2 separate regions of the Mus musculus genome follow, and region 1 is linked to region 2. Evidence: chromatin loops called from intact Hi-C (ENCODE). Cell type or tissue: heart. All regions are shown on one strand. Links, peaks and the distances in the headings refer to the core of each region. The heading gives the core; the rest is flanking DNA.

What was found. A loop is a pair of places that touch in the nucleus more often than their neighbours do. Peaks named below come from ENCODE experiments on the same cell type or tissue, not always from the same donor. Only the 100,000 strongest peaks of a DNase experiment are listed, where the experiment ranks them.
Region 1: it touches region 2 in a loop (6-fold over the local background); 36 of 42 quality-filtered maps call a loop at or near these places.

What each region holds. Positions count from the first base shown.
Region 1 is chr10:88,423,075-88,431,403 of GRCm38, reverse strand. Gnptab (N-acetylglucosamine-1-phosphate transferase, alpha and beta subunits) reads right to left here. Exons shown (of 21, transcript NM_001004164.3): 8 at 2,750-2,911; 9 at 1,764-1,943; 10 at 1,394-1,564; 11 at 1-71. Among named protein-coding and RNA genes, the nearest start is that of Sycp3, 32 kb to the left of the region's middle. In heart, for the core only: a CTCF peak has its summit at 4,775 (motif pointing right); no DNase peak of the experiment used is centred there.
Region 2 is chr10:88,373,011-88,381,339 of GRCm38, reverse strand. Gnptab (N-acetylglucosamine-1-phosphate transferase, alpha and beta subunits) reads right to left here and starts at 2,072. Exons shown (of 21, transcript NM_001004164.3): 1 at 1,805-2,072. The coding sequence starts at 1,921. It overlaps Gm40733 (predicted gene, 40733), which reads left to right and starts at 2,276. Exons shown (of 5, transcript NR_168608.1): 1 at 2,276-2,325. In heart, for the core only: CTCF peaks have their summits at 680, 2,245 (motif pointing left) and 4,388 (motif pointing left); DNase peaks (open chromatin) are centred at 459, 1,089, 2,199 and 4,399; H3K4me3 peaks cover 2,794 bases; H3K27ac peaks cover 1,964 bases.

The DNA.
Region 1 (8,329 bases), core at 140-8,139, 50 kb before region 2:
CAATAGCCGTCTTTAATCCAGGAGCCCGGGCAGCCCTCTGCACAGTTTGGCACAGGCCATGTCAAATAAACCTGTGACAAAATCGAAGAGAAACTACAGTAAGTTCTGACACTTTTTATTCTTCGATTAAAATTTAACTGTAAAATAGCCTGAAGAAAATTTGGTTTCCCACAGACTGGCTGCTGATATTCGGCACTGCCTCAGGTTGGCCGGTGCCCACTGGAGCATTAGGCCAGCTGAGCTGGCTGCTGATGGTCACTCATGACACTTATGGTGATTCATGGGAACATCTGCTTCAGGAACAAGCACTCGGCCATGGATTAGTGTTAATAACATGCCCCGACTTTGACATAAAATACCCAATGCCAGACTTACATGTGAGTATAAAACCATGCCAAAGGAGGAAGGGACTCTGTCACAGTCACTCTTTAGCTGTGACACTTACTAGTAACCCCTGTGTGCATTTATAAATATCTGGACTCAAGGCTGAGGGAAAGAGAAGATGATTCTAGGAGCTGTTATCGCCATGCGGAGGCCATGTTTAGACAAATTACCAATTACTCTAACATTCAGGGCTCCCAACATGAGTTGTGTGGTGCATGGTCACTTTATAAATAAAATCCATGAATGATAAACACACACCCTCCTTTTTCTTTTTTTCTTTTTTTTGTTCCTTTGCACACTACACTTATTCAGAATTTACTAAAAATCTAAACTGAAACTAGAGCTTGCCAATAGCTAAAAGAGTCTGGATCTATAGAAATCTGGGTCTGGAGCATTGTTCCTGGGCTGGTCCCACAGGGGAAAAAAAATCCAGTTCAATGCAGACAGGAGGTCAACCCATACCACCTGATTTAAACCTCCAGCTCCTGCCCCACTCTCCCGGCTATCCCCAACACAGCCGTGCATGTGCGTGCATACCTTGTTTGTTTTGTTTTGTTTCTTAAGACAGATTTCTGTATGGCCCTGGCTATCCTGGAACTCACTCTTTTAGACCAAGCTGGCCTTGAACTCACAGATCTGCCAACCTGGGATTAAAGGTGCCAGCACTACCAGTCTCACTTCCCCACTTCTTTAAGCACATTTTAAGCTAATTTTTCATGTTGGGCATTTTGCTGGCACTCTAGCTGCAAGTTTGTTGCAAACTGATTTTGTTATAGTGGAAAATACAAAGGGTCAAGGAGAAAAAAAATGGAATTCTGGTTATCTGAGACTAATTCTGGTTATCTGAGACCGTGGGAAAGCAATCTCTAAATGTAGTCCTCTTACCGCCTAACTGCTGACTTGGAAGTCAAAAATGCCTGCTTGTTAATACGCAAATACAGAAATATGCACATGGATTTCCTCATCTGCTACTGATTTTCTAGCTAGGCGCCCACCTATCTCTTCTTACCTTTTGACCTTTGGAGTGGCTGTAAAAATCGTCCGGCCAGACGTCCTTACCGAACATGACATCGTCATTTAGATAAATAAACTTCTGGGACAGCCCTTCGATGCGGTGAATGTGACTTTCAATAGCAGGGGAACTGAAAGTAGGCAAGTGGCTCAGATTTTGGAAAATGTCCTTTTAACAGAAAACACACACAGAGGGCAAAGGTGAGCTGCTTTGATTTGGTTGGGCATTCAGAAAGAGGGAAAAGAGGACACTGTTAATTCAGAAAGGAGGTAGAAAGGGGGAGGGCCACGACATCGTGAGATCACTGTACCACACTGAAAGCACAGACAGGAAACCGCAGCCTCGCCGTACGTGCAAAGTCACCCACCTGGTGGGTCACTATGGTCACTCGAGGGTTGTCAAGGTTCAGCCAGGATGGAATCTGCCCGTTGGTGACAATGAAAATATTCCGTACCCATGGCGCGTGTCTCTCGATAGATCGCAGCGAGTACCTCAGCTCTTCATTATCCTCAAAGCGGCTGGCAGACACGTCCTCATCCTGCTTGGACTGGGACATGGGAGAGGCAGTGGACACAGAAAGACTGAAGCAGCTACTCTAAAGGCCAGCTCGTCTTCATCCTTTGCCTGCTCTGCTCTCAGGGGGCTAAGTTTTAGGTCGAGCTGACACAAGCTGGAGCCATCTTAGAGGAGGGGACCTCAACTGGGGAAATGCTTTCATAAGATCGGGCTGTGGGCAAAACTGTTGAAATTAATCAATCAATCAATTACTTAATTAATTAATTAACTTCTTCCTTTTTAAATTTTTTTCTGTGTAGCCCTGGAAAGCTATCCTAGAATTTGTTCTGTAGACCAGGCTGGTCTCGAACTCCAATATTTGCTTGCCTCTGCCTCTAGAATGCTGGGATTAAAGGCATGTGCTATCTAGCCTGTCCAAAGCTTTACTTTATTTTTGTTTACATTTGTGAGTGACTGTGAGTGTATGTGTATGCGGGTGCCCTCGAAGGCCAGAGAGCTGTCAGATCCCTCGAAACCAGAGTCATAGGAGGTTAGAAACCATCCGATGTGGGTGCTGAAGGCAAAACTTGGGACCTCTGGAAGAGCAGCAAATGCTCTTTACAGCTGAGCCATCCCTTCAGCCTTGTTCCTCCCAATGAGCAGGGATAGAGAATGGAGGTTTGGAAAAGTTCTAGTCAGGTCACCTCTCAGTTAAGCCCTCCTCTTCCTTGCAATAAATGGACTTGTAAAATCTTAGCAGTCTAATTCTTCAGCCGACCGCTCCCCGAGCTGCGCGATTCTGGCAATGGCAGACACTCTGAGTCCTTGACCTGGGCTGAAGCAGCCTGTGCGCCTCACCTGGCTGATGGCACTCAGGTCCCACAGCAGATACGCAGGGCTGATGGTCAGTTCCTTCCCATCGATGGTCATGTTCTTCTTGGTCTGCTTGTTCAGCTCTTGGAAACCCTTGGGATTATTCAATTTCAGAAGAGCGACACTGGCCTCCGAGTACAGCCGCAACTGAGAGGTGACACAGAGACACATGGCTTCAATGAATAAACGCAGATTTACACTTATTTATTTATTCATTCATTGATTTATTTACTTATTTATTTCTGAAACAGGATTAGGCTGACCTTAAATTCCTGGCAATCCTTCTGCCTCAGCCTCCCAATGCTGAGATCATACAGGTGTGAGTCATCACACCCAGTCTCTAAACTTTTAATCTTGACACATAAAGACAGTTTCACAGGCCCCAAGTGTTACCCAGTTGAATGCAACAGGAAGGGGTGGAGGCCAGTGTGAACAAGACAGCTCAGGCGTCACAGCCACACCGCAGTGCCCACAAGAGACGCTAGATCTCCTGAGAGAGTGATGCTTTTATGAAATCCGTCTAATTTTTCAGAGCTGGCTTAAACTAAGGAGAAACCACCCCACCGAAGACAGAAACTCCTCCTGCTGCACTGGCGCCTCTCTCTTCTTAATCTATTGGGCAGAAATTAACACATGATCCTAACTCACTTCTTAAGCAGTTCCTGGTGGCCCCCCGAGCCAGAAGAGCAGTAGGATTCCATGTGTGGCCTTCCCTCCTTTCGTCATGCATGGTGTCAACTGCTTTATGTGGTTTTGTTTTGTTTAGTTTGCTTTTTTGAGACAGGGTCTCGTCTCGCTCTGTAGCCCAGGCTGGTCTTGAACTGTGGAACTTAAGAGATCGGCCTGCCATCGCTGTTAACTCTTAACCCCCAACAGTGTGCACACGGTCTCCTGCCTGGGCTCCTGTACCTTGACTGTCCTGGCACACATCAGGACCTTGAGAAGTCAGCCACCACAGCTGTCGTCCCTGCCTCCGTACTGGGGAATGGGAGGCGGTGTGCTTAGGTGCATTCCCACCGCTCCTTGCAAGACTCTGTGCCCCTTCCTTCCAGTTCACGGGTCCCCCACCACACCTCTAAGATCCCCCTAGAGCGAGGAAAACCAATTTCTAGAGTAAATAAACAGTACTGTAATATTATAATTTAATGTCAAACTTAAATGGGAAAATACCTGCATCCTAATGTCACCTACCAAAATTGTTTTTACCTTGGAAGTAAATGTTAAGCCTCACAGAAATAGCACTAAGCTACACCTTATGCCCCCCTTTGCTTTTATTTTTGAGACAGGATCTCACTGGGGTGCCTGGAGAGGCCTTGAATTTGCAATCCTCCTACCCCCTGCCTTCTGAGGCAGATTACAAGTCTGTGTTACATTTTAACTTGGTAATTATAGCATTTTCGCTACAATTTTTATCATTGACTGGCCATGTAATGGGCACCAGACACTGCCTTGGGCAATCATTGTACCAGCGTTAAAGTATAAATTGAGATCTGTACTGCTCTGAGCCTTAATGGATCATCCATCCAGGCTCGTGCTGTCACAGCAGAGCTGGCCTGTGAGATGCAGGGATGGATGGATGGGTGATGGCCAAGCAGGTCAGAATATGATTGGTTAGTGCAAACAGCCCACCCCACTCCCCCTAGCTTTGTGTTCCCATTCTATGAAAAGGTTGTACAATCTCCCTTCATGGATCCTGAACTGGCTGCCTCCCTGAGCTCGCAGAAAATAACGTTTTCATTTTTAAGCTTCTGTCTCTGAAGTAAGTTTTCTTGGCTTCTACTACAAACCCAACATCCCCTTTATCCTGCAAGCCATCTTATCAGCCCACACTAGCAATTGCCTAGGACTGGCTTCTAACTACATCATCAAAAATCAGAAAGAGATCCTCTCATAGTAACCACACAATAGGTGAAAGATAAGAAGTAAGGAACTTTAAAAGAGTATTTCAAAACATGAGATTTTCTGCCTCTATAGGAGGCAGGGATAACAAGCATGAAGTAGTCTCTGCTGTCCACTAGGTGGCAGCCTAATCCTGCAACTTTCATTACTTGTACTAGATGTATCTTGCTGGAAAGGGATCTAAGAGGTACCTTGATCCTGGATATTTATTTTATTTTATTTTATTTTATTTTATTTTATTTTATTTTATTTTTGTAGCAAATGCCATGTTTCTGTGGTTTCTGATGAAAGATGGAATTCTTAGCTGACACTCCTGATTGTCTGGTCACCAGTTCTGCAGAACTGGAACTGCAGGCTTCTCCGTATGCTATCATCTGTTTTGGGCAGTGCTAGGGACTCAGCCTGGGACTCTGGTATGGCTATACTGGCATCCACCCTACTGAGGTATATTCCTAGCCTCAAACATGTCTGAAATACCCCTAAACATGCTTCTACCATTTGCACTATTTCTAGGAAGAGAGAGAGAGAGACAGAGAGAGAGACAGAGAGACAGAGAGAGAGAGAGAGACCGCAGCTGAAAACCACTGAAGGCTGGGCAATGTTGCACATGCCTTTAACTCCAGCACCAGGCAGGGGCAGACAGAGCTCTGTGTGTCTGAGGCCAGCTCAGTTTGATTCTCAGGATCCACACACATGGTGGACAGAACTGACTCCTGAAAGTTGTCACCTCCACACATGCTCATTGTAGCATTTACATGGACACACACACACACACACACTGTAAGTAACAAAAGTTTCCTTATAATTGATTATCTATATCCTATATCTTTACATCTAGAGTCACGTAAAAATTTCTCAGCCAAAGGGGTTGTGAGTGGGAAGGTTAAGGAGGTTCTGATACAGAGAACAGAAGCCCGGATACTGCTACACATCTTGTGAGCATAGGACACATAGTGAGGTAGGACTGCCAGTATAGAATCGAGCAAACCCAAAGAATGCCCGAAGATTTCCTGTAAGACATACATCCCAACAGCTCTTTAAAAGCTCCCAGAACTCAAAAGATAGAACCTGTTTTTAAATTTGGCTGATTTGGTTTTCATGTTATTAGGACATCTTCTTAGGAGGTCTACTTATGCCATAGGGTTGAGGACTAAAGACTCACATCTGAGAAAGAGAAGGCACAGGCGGTTTCTGTGACAACTCCCACCCCACCCCCACAAAAGCCTCCACCTCCCAAAAAGTAAGAGCCCAGACAGGAAGCCATTGAAGAGAGCCCTGGAACAACTGTGACAGGGGTGCTAAAGTGTAGCTCTACACGGTGATGGCTTCCGGCAGGTGTGAACGTCAGGAAAAACTGACCCCGCTCCAGGGAGTAAATGGGCAGCACAAATTGGACCTGGTTGCTTTTTTCTGGGGCGCGGAGCAGGAGTAGGGGAGGGAAAGAGGTCACAACAGTGGGGTGAGGCAGACCTGGGAGGACTGGGAAGTGAGTGTGATCTTGGGGGGCATTATGTGAAATTCCAAATAAACAATAAAAATATGTTGGAAAAAAAAAAAAAGAAGTCCTTAGGATTAAAAACCCTCCTGCTACTGCTAACAGAAAAACAAACTGGCAGTGTTTAGTGAGTTAATAAGTCAAGGGTGCAAGGTTTTAAGATGTCCTGAAGGCTGTCCCAAAGCTAAAGCTAGTTCCATATTGTTGCTTCATCTGCTGACTATTTGTTCGAGAATAAAACAGAAGAGAAGGACAAGCATTAAAAGCCAAGTGCACGAGATATTTTCATGGAAGTCGCTGAAGGTGTCTTAGAAATAATAGTACAGGGCTAAGCATCCTTCATCTAAAATGCTGTGGACTATATGGGTCCTAATGTTAAGAGTTGCTTGTTTGTTTTGTTCAGTTTGTTTTTTGAGTCAGAGTCTTATGGCCTGGAATTTGCTATGGAGGCCTCAAGATCCCCATGCCTCTGCCTCCTGAGTGCTGGGATTAAAGGCAGGCTCCACTATGACATTGTGTCTATTTTGTTTCAGGACTAAACACACCCTTCATCCCACCACTCAGGAGGTAGAAAGATCTTACAGTTGAGGCTTAGCCTGGTCTATAGAACAAGTCCTATGCTAGCTAGGGCTACATAGTGAGACCCTATCTCATAAAAAATAGGAGAGGAGAGGAGAGGAGAGGAGAGGAGAGGAGAGGAGAGGAGAGGAGAGGAGAGGAGAGGAGAGGAGGGGAGAGGAGAGGAATAAAATATTTACATATATGTATGATGAACTATTTGGGGGATGAAACTCAAGCCTAAATATGAAATACCGTATACATAGAGCTCAAAGATAATTTAACACGTTTTAAATAACTCTGTACATGAAACACAGTTTCATATGAGAATACACACCTCATTTGACACTTGTGGTGTCATGCTGGCACTTAGGGTGTATGGAGCAATAGACAGGATCTTCGGATTAGAGGTGTTAACTGGCAGCACAACTTTTGGTGACCTTAAACAGGTCCAGGACAGATTTTTTTTTTTCTTTCAAGACAGGGTTTCTCTGTGTAGCCCTGGCTGTCCTGGAACTCACTCTGTAGACCAGGCTGGCCTCGAACTCAGAAATCTATCTGCCTCTGCCTCCCAAGGGCTGGGATTAAAGGCGTGCACCAACACTGCCCGGCTCCGGAATAGAATTCTGAGGGTGGAATACAGGTGAGTCGTTAGGCAACAGTACCTGTCCTTCCTACCTGATCACTAGGCTACCTAGCCTCCAGTGAATTAGCATCGAGTCTGAAAACACCCCCACGTCACTGAACCACATAGACCTTCCCTATTCCCACATATGCGCCGGCTGTTTTTCTGTGTCACTGTGCCACAATCCCTGACGGAGACGTCTTCAGGGAGGAATGGTTTACTTTGGTTCACTATTTGGAGCTGTCAATCACGGTGCAGACAGACCGATGGCAGGAACAGGAGATTTACCTGTTCACACCTCAGCAGACTAGGAGGCAGAAACAGACCAGGAAACAGGCCTGGCCTATAAACTTAGGGTGGCCTATAAGTTCCCTGGTGATGCACTTCAGCCAGTTAGGACCCAAAGGGTTTGCAACCACTCAAAATAGTGCCACCATCTGGGACTCGGGTGTTCAAACACAGGCACCTCTGGGGTACATTTCTATCCAAATCATAAGAGGACAACTCTGTGGCCGTCTGTTCAGTTATTCACGCGCTCCCAAATACCTTGTGTGTAAGTCCTGTCCTTCCAAACAGGATATAAATACCCGAGGGCAGGGCGTGTATCCCCCACTTCTGCATACCTGCACAGCAACCACCATCACTCAATTACAATTAATGTGAGCATTTCCTTGTGAGCTCTGGGCTGATTTCCCGAACGCTCCTCACACGTAAGGAATAGAACACAATCAAAGCCAAAGAAAATGGAAAAGCCCCACCGTAAATGAAAAATGTCTAAAACCACAGAAGGATGTGAGGTGAAGTGAAAATAAAGATGATAGGTAATTTATCAAGAGAGCAAGCCTGTATTTGTCACATCTAAAAACTCTACTGCTAAATCCGTAGGGAATGGGATGATAAGAAGACCCACCTTCAGGATTCTCAGAACAGAAAACCTGACAGGGGGTTGTGTGATGTACAGGGCGAGAGCGGTCACAAGGCTTGTAGG
Region 2 (8,329 bases), core at 224-8,223:
GTTCAAGCCCAGCCTGGGCGACGTGGTAAGACCCTGTCTCAAACTCTTCAAGGCTGTAACAAATGCATTTCACGCCATGGTCAGTAAACAGCCCACTTAAAATGAACCAGGTTAAAACCATAAACCAACAACCCTAGCACTCAGAAGGGCTGATAACGGAAGACTGTGAACTTCAGGCTAGCCTGGGCAACTTAGTAAGGCTCTTTCTCAGAAATGAAAGCCATTCAAAAGCAGTCAGACACTAACTATGCGAAAACATATCAAGTTACAACACATGAAACGTAGACGGACCAGGAGGTGGTGGAAAACTAAAACACTCCACAATTGGAAGTGGGCGACAGTCTCATTCTCACCTGTAAAATTACTTTTTTCTAGTCCCTACAACCACTAAAAACACACTTAGAACCCGGCCATATCGCTCAGCCAATCACTAAGCAGACGCTTAGTATGCACACACTGGCACTGCCTGGCACTGGGCTTGGGCTAGGGTTACAGCATTTAAAGTGACACCAGTTTCTCCACCGAGCTTACAGTCCGGTGTAGGTGCTGAGCGCACACATACGTATTGTGCCGTTTTATAAGAGCATTCTGTTAATTATAAAACCCTTTTAACCTCTTACTAAAATATAAGCAAATAAATAAAACAGGGAGACCATTCCAAACTCTTTGAAAGCGCATGTTTTCTTCCTGTCTCCAGGGGCAGTGTTCTGTTGAATGGCACACTTGTGCCCATTCATTTCTGACCTGCTCATACCCCTTTGCACACTTAAGATGGCGAAGACTGTACTAGACTACCCAAGAATCAAATAACTGAAATTTAAACTGAAGAGTAATGGCAGTCCCCAGAACGTTCAAGGTATGTCTCCAAAGGAGCATAAAATTCATTTAACCTGGCTGCTCACACCTCCCAAACCGGTTGTCTGTGCTCTTTGAAGAGTTTACAGTCTAATCAAACTGCTTCACTGCACATCAATTAAACGCAGTTCTCAGTCCAAGAAGGACCAGCGACTTGATCTAAAAAGTATTAGCATAGCCCATGACGCAAGGGTGGGTCTGTGCTGGCTCTCAAGAGGTCCGGGGCTGGAGTCCAAGATCCGCAGGCAGTCCTAGTCACCTGACAAGGGCCCTACTCTGAGATAAGCACTTGGTGCTTCCCATCAGCGTGTGCATTCTCACTAGTAAGGCCTCCAACCCGCTGGCATGCAGCTGTACAAAACAGCAGAGCCATTATGAAAAAGGAAAAAAGTTAATTTAAAAAAATCTCCCTTTCACTCTGCAAAATTCACATGCAAAACGGCGCAAAATTCACATGCAAAACGGCGCAAAATTCACATGCAAAGCCGCGCATGCCTCTAAGACAAAGTCTGCGATCCAGAAGAAACAGAAGATAAGGTGTTTTGTCAACGGTGAAGGACTAGTAGGGTGGCACCGCAGGACTGGATCCTACGGAGAGCCAGGGAATGAAGGATCACTACAGAAAAATACAAACCCTAGGAGAGAGTTTCACCAGCGCAAGGCCTTAGAGCCAAAATCAAATGGCCAGAGGACTCTTGGGGACACCCTGCAGAAGGAAGGGGATCCATGCGCACGCTGAAGCACGCGAGGCCCGGACGTCCAGTCCAGCTGCTGCAGGCGAGCCGGGGAGAGGATGCACGCTCAGCGCCTGGGACTAGTGGGCCGTGTGCTGGTCCCCAGGCTGCAGGGAAGATGGGGAGGCAGAAGGGAGATTCGGGGTGCCGGCACCGCGGGGCTCAATCGGGGAATGCTGCGCACGCGGCTCCGGGGCTCGGGCTCCGCTACTCACCTCTCCGAACTGGAAAGCCGAGACGATGGTGACAACGACGCCCACGAAGCAGACGTAGAGCCCATACCTGTGGGATAGGCAGGTATAGGTCTGTCTCTGCAGGAGCTTAAGCAGCATCACCCCGGCCCCGCCACCCCACGCCAGGAGGAGCCCGCGCCGCGCCACCGCCTCAGCGAGCCGCCATTCAGGGGCCCCCGGACGCGCCGCCGCGCTTAGCTCACAGCCCCCGGCTGCCGCACATTGTCGCTCCGGCGACCGACGGCCCGCTGGGCTCCACGCCGCGGCCGCCGCTTCCGGGAGCCCGGAGCCCACGCCCTCGGCGCGGCGGAGGCGGACCCAGGGCCCGCAAGGCGCCCGGCGCCACCCGGGGTTGGCCTCGGAGAGGCGGCGGCGAGTCGCCAGCGCCACCTAGAGGGCGGAGGGGCAAGGGCAGGCGCGCGCCCTCCCATCTGCGCGTGCGCCGTGGGCCCTGCCCTTTGGGCCCTCTGCCTTCTGCACGGTGGGACCCACCCAACCAACAGGTAAGCGACCCGGGCTGTCCCCTGCAGTGTGCCAATGGGCAATCCTGATGAACCAAAAAAACACAGCTCCTGCCTCAAGTTTATCTTCGAAAGAAAATTTGAAAGATCGTGGCTAGGGAATGCATATTCGGCTTGTCCCAAATGACATAATCTACTCTAGACGTTCGTACACGAGGTTTAATTGGTTTTGGAAAAACAAAAGTCACTAATCGGGCATTTATCAAAAAAAATTTTTTGAGGTCACAGGTAGGCTGATTGTGGCAAAGCAGGGAAAACTAACGGATTTAGTTACTATCTGAAGCCTTAGCTTTTGATAGGTAATCAATCTGCTTATAAGTTTGTGTATGCAGGGGAACTCGCACGCGTGCGCGTGTGTGTGAGTGCGTGTGCGTGTGCGTGTGTGTGTGTGTGTGTGTGTGTGTGTGTGTGTGTGAGTGTATGGTGAGGGTCACTTGTTTCTGTCCTTCCATGCTGCGGGTTCAAGGAACTGAAGTCAGGCTTGGCATCACCTTAACCTGCTGAGCCATTTCAGAAACCCTTTCAAATACAACTGGGTAGTATAGCTATTGAATTGGCATTGTTAATTATAAAAAATTTTAAAAAGGAACTGGAGTGTTATAGAGAACTAACTAAGTTTTCGGGTCAAATTCACTTGGAGAATTGTTTGGGCCTACCTGGGTCTTTTTGTGTGGGGGTGGGGTGGGAGTGGGGAATTACCCTCATTACACGGCATACTCTCAAATGCAGTGTCTACCACAGTGCATACCTGTTGAGCACTTGGGACGTTGAGGCAAGAAGGTTATGAGTTCAAAGCCAACCTGGTCTTGGTAGTGAGACCTTGTCAATAAACAAAAGAAAATTAAAATGAAACCCCTCACTTTCCTACTTTGTTTCATTCGTCTAGTCCTCAACTTATCCTCTTTCTTCTGAAGCTTTCGTTGGTTTTGTTGGTTGGTTTGGGAATTATTAGGTTTTGTTTTGCTTGGTGGGGGGAGGGTGGGAAGGGGAGGGGACAGGAGTGGGGGAAGCTGGGACAGAACGGTGTGGAGGATTTTGAAACAGTGTCTCAAGAAGCCCCGGCTGGGTTCTAACTCCCAATGTAGCCAGGCAAGCCTTGAACTCTTCCCTCCCTCCCTTCCACCTGGGATTACAGGGCGGCACTACCCACCTCTTTTATCAGGCGTTCCAGTTGAATGCTTTGTGCCCTTTATCTTTGTAATCTCCATTAGTCTTATTCTTGGTTTGTCCTGATGTTCTTGACTGTGTTTCTCAAACTTGATACTTAGTTTATTCCCTCCTCCCCCCAGTATGTTTTCTAGTGCCAAGTTGACAGAACCCTGGGCCTGCTGCCTTTTTTCTTTTTTGGTTTTTTGAGACAGGATTTCTCTGTATAGCCCTGGAACTCACTCTGTAGACCAGGCTAGCCTCGAACTCAGAAATTCGCCTGCCTCTGCCTCCCAAGTGCTGGGATTAAAGGCATGTACCATCACGCCCGGCTGCTGCCTTGTTTCTTATAAACCTCAAAAGTTCAGATTTCCCACTAAGCACCGATTTTTATTGCCTCCCATTGAGATGCTTCTCACTGAGAGTGGAGGGAGGTGTTGAAGCTTCAGGTGTCAGGTTGGGGGCACCCTGTGTCTGTGTCTCCAACGGGAAGGATGGGGAAAGAGGTCAGCAAACCACGCCAAGATGGCAAGGACGTACTAAGACTGTTTTCTGGGGCTGGAGAGATGGCTCAGTGGTTAAGAGCACTGACCTCTCTACCAGAGGTTCTGAATTCAATTCCCAACAACCACATGGAAATTCACAACCATCTTTAATGGGATCTGATACACTCTTCTGGTGTGTGTCTGAAGACAGCTATAGTGTACTCATATAAATAAAATAAATAAATCAGAGAGAGAGAGAGAGAGAGAGAGAGAGAGAGAGATCTCCACGTAGATCACTGCGTCCATTTTCACATATTTGCACATGCGGCTGGAGAAATATGAAGCAAAAGCCACGCACTAGATTCCCAAGGAAGCAACAGCCTGTTCCTGCAATATGCCTCTACTGCCCCCTACTGGCCAATCTTAATATCACACCCACGGCAAAAGCGATGACTCTTAACACAGGGCTGGTTTTCAGAGGTACAAATTTGGAGCTGAACGTCATCAACCGACTCCTGGCACAACACTGAAGGCCGTTCTGTTCTATTCACTCAGAACTTGCTTCAACCAACAGTACCGCGTTTTCCCTCTACTCTCATGCCGTAATCAACACAAAAGCCTCGTGAGCTCAAAATAAGCATAGTAGCAGACCCCAAGCGTTCAGTGCCGAACACTGGGCCCTCTATTTAGATGCCAATCAAGGCCCCAGGTTTCTCAGCGCTAATGGACACAATACACACTGGAGTTCCTACAGTCCCTGCAACCCCTATCTCATCAGGCGCTTGAGTAACTTTCTTACATTGTTGCCTTGTTATAGCGAGTGTTACAAAGGCTACAAATTAGCCAAGTGTGCCTGATAGAGTTTGTCTACTAGACGTAGGCAATAGTCACCTGGGAAGAGACCATCAATTGAGAAAATGCTTCCATCGGATTGGCTTGTGTGCAAGGCGCTTTCTTGATAATAATGGGTGTGGGAGGGCCCCGAACGCTCTGGGCAGGATCATTCAGAGCAGATGGACCCATTCTGTAAAAGAAAGCAAGCAGGACAAGCCAGGCAACAAGCTGAACAAGCCAGGCAGCAAGGCAATAATTTGAGTTCCTCCAGGTTCCTAGCTTGAGTTCCGGCTGTGGCTACCATGGCTGACTGACTATAATCTGTAAGGTGAATAAGCCCATCCCCCACCCCCTACAATGCTTATCGTAGTGTTCATCATAACAACAGAGATGTAAGCTAAGGTACTGGGCAGGGTGGATTATGCCTGCACAGTCTCAGCGCTCAGGAGGCAGAGGCAGAGAGTCACAGATTTGAGGCTACCCTAGCTGGGTATCGAGACCTGGCATCTCAGAGAACGGTCTGTGGAAGAGAGTGTTTGCCAATCATGTGCAGGCTCTGAGTTTGATTCCCCCACCATCAGAAAGAAAAGAAGAATAAAAATGAAGAGTCGGAAAGGGGAAGGGATCTGTAGGTCTCGTGCCCTCTTAGGGTGCACCAACTCTTAGGAACCAGAATATGTCCCACTACCCAGAAACTCTCTGACTGATCCCTTTGGGATTTTGTAGAGACTTCATCACTCGGACATGATTCCTTCTAGACTGGGTGGGGAACCAATTTGTTCAGACGCCCCTTCCTCTCTAGGTAGCCTCTCTTCCTTCGGATAATGGGCAGTGCCACAGTGGATGAGGACAGTCTGTGATCTAGTGTTAGAAAGCATAGGTGAGAGAATTTATTTTTCATTTGTTGATTTATTGATTGGTTGGGGGAAAAAAAAAAAAAAAACAACTGTAGCCCAGGCTAGCACTTGTAGTCCAGGTTAGTTCCGAACTTATGTATAGCGATCCTTTTGCGTCAGCTTCTGGAACTTCGAAATCACACGTAAGTGATTCCACCCTTTCAGAGACATTTTCTTTAGGTCGGTGGTATTAATTGAACAAAATGCCCCTACAAGAACAATTCAAAGGAGGGAAAGTTTCTTTGCCCTCGGGATTTCAGAGACATTTCAGTCTGCCACGGTGCTCAGGAACGTGAGGCAGCAGCTTTCCCATGGTACCCAACCAGGAAGCAGAAAGCACACTGGAACCTTAGGGGGTGTGTGGTGGGGGAGCGAGGAGGGAGCACAACCTTCGAAGGCCCACCCCTAGTGGCCTACTTAGGCAGGCAGGCCTTAATTCCTATCACTCTTCAGCATTCGAAGCAGGCACCAGTTGGAAACAAGAGTTTTCCATACAAAAGCCAGCAGAGGGCATTTCGGATTCCTATGACTTTTGGATACCCACTTCCGCTATGCCCGCAGAGCTAGCCACTCTAACGTATTCACTCTTTAGTCCGGCACTCCAGAATTCTGGGTGAAGATTGCCAGTGTCCACTAATCTGCCCCAGCTCATCTCCCCCTTCTCCTTCCTCGGGATGTCATGGCTGTGTTTGCTCCACAGTGATCTGGCTACTTCAAAGGGCACCTCCATTTCCTAAGCGCCCAGCTCTTGTCTTCACGTAAATAGCCCTCAGATACTTCAGACTATATATTCTAAAACGAAACTCCCAACCCTGCCACATTTGTCTTCTCTAGCCTTATCAATGATTAAAATTCCCGAGCCTTTGAGGCAAGAAACGAGCTCTGGCACCTCAATTATTTTTCTTATCCCTCTCAAAAAAGTTGACACCAAATCCTTTTCCTCCACCTACAATCTAGAATCTTAACTTATATGTTTAGTGGTTCTTTTCTGTTTTTAAACAGGGTCTCATACAGTCCAGGCTGGCCGTGGACTAGCAGTGTAGCTAAAAGCTGATGCTGAATCCTGATTTTTCCTGCCTTTGTTCTCCAAGTGCTGGGACTCAGGCATCCTCCACATCAGGCTATTCACCTTTAACCCCCAATGCTATCTCCAGTGAGATAGTGCTGTCTCTGTCCTTTGTGAGTTGTTGTAGTTACCACCACAAAAATCAACGAATCAAATGATACCACCCTATGACCTAACTCTCCTTACTGTTTTTCTTGGTAATTATCCAACCTTCTTCTCTCTCAGCCTTGTGTGTTCCTTCCAGCCACCAAGCTTCTCCTAAACAAATAGGACTTGGAGTCATGTAGGACCTAGTAACTTCTCCTAGACAAATAAGGTTAATCTGAGCACCGAGGAATTGGGTGTTCCCTTTGTGTATCCTCAGTCACAAATTAAAAGAAATCCTCAATCAATGTGGGGTTTTTGTTGTTGTTGTTGTTTGAGACAAGCTTTCTCTGTGTAGCCCTGGCTGTCCTGGAACTCACTCTGTAGACCAGGCTGGCCTCCAACTCAGAAATCCACCTGCCTCTGCCTCCCAAGTGCTGGGATTAAAGGCGAGCGCCACCACGCCCAGCTAATCATTGTGTTTTTAAGTGAACTAATCTTACATTCTGGGTTATTGTGTACTCAGTAAAACATTAATCATAAAGTAAACTAAAGTACATCAGCTAAGAAATCTCTCCCTCCAAAAGTTGTTTGGAACATTTTGGATTCTTATTTGTGTATATGTCTTTTTGGCATATATGCACACAGGTGTGCAATACCCGTGGAGATCAGGAAAGGGCGAGCATTGATTGAATCAGCTGGAACTGGAGTTCTGGGCAGTTATAAGCTGCCTGATACAGGCACTGGCTGTTGAACTCTGGCCCTCTTCAGGAGCTCTTGCCTTCTGAGCCATTTCTCCAGCCCCTTCCCCCAAACTTGCTTTTGATTTTAGAAATGGTAGTCAATTGGTTGCTGCTGCCCTGATGTTCCTGTCATTTTCTTGGCCCTTTTCAACTTTTTTTTTTTTTTTTTTGGTTTTTCGAGACAGGGTTTCTCTGTATAGCCCTGGCTGTCCTGGAACTCACTCTGTAGACCAGGCTGGCCTTGAACTCAGAAATCTGCCTGCCTCTGCCTCCCAAGTGCTGGGATTAAAGGTGTGTGCCACCACGCCCGGTTTCCTCAACTTTTCAAGTTTCTTTTTAAGTGTGTGTGTGTGTGTGTGTGTGTGTGTGTGTGTACCCAAGCACACATGGAAAATTTGTGGGAATCAGTTTGCTCCATTTTCCATGTGGGTCTCTGGGGTCAAACAGGTCTCACTCGGGCTTGGTGGTGAACACTTTTACCCAGAAAGCCACCTCCCTGGCCTCTTTCCAAGTCCTGCTCAGTGTGTGCAGTATCTTGCTATCAAGAGATGAGACACCTAGCAGAGGCCTTTCCTTCCTCTCTATGAAGTCTGTACCACATAAAACCTCTCATGGCAGGACTGGACAGATAGCTCAGAGGTTAAGAGCACCGACTGCTCTCCCAGAGGTCCTGAGTTCAAATCCCAGCAACCACATGGTGGCTCACAACCATCTATAATAGGATCCAATGCC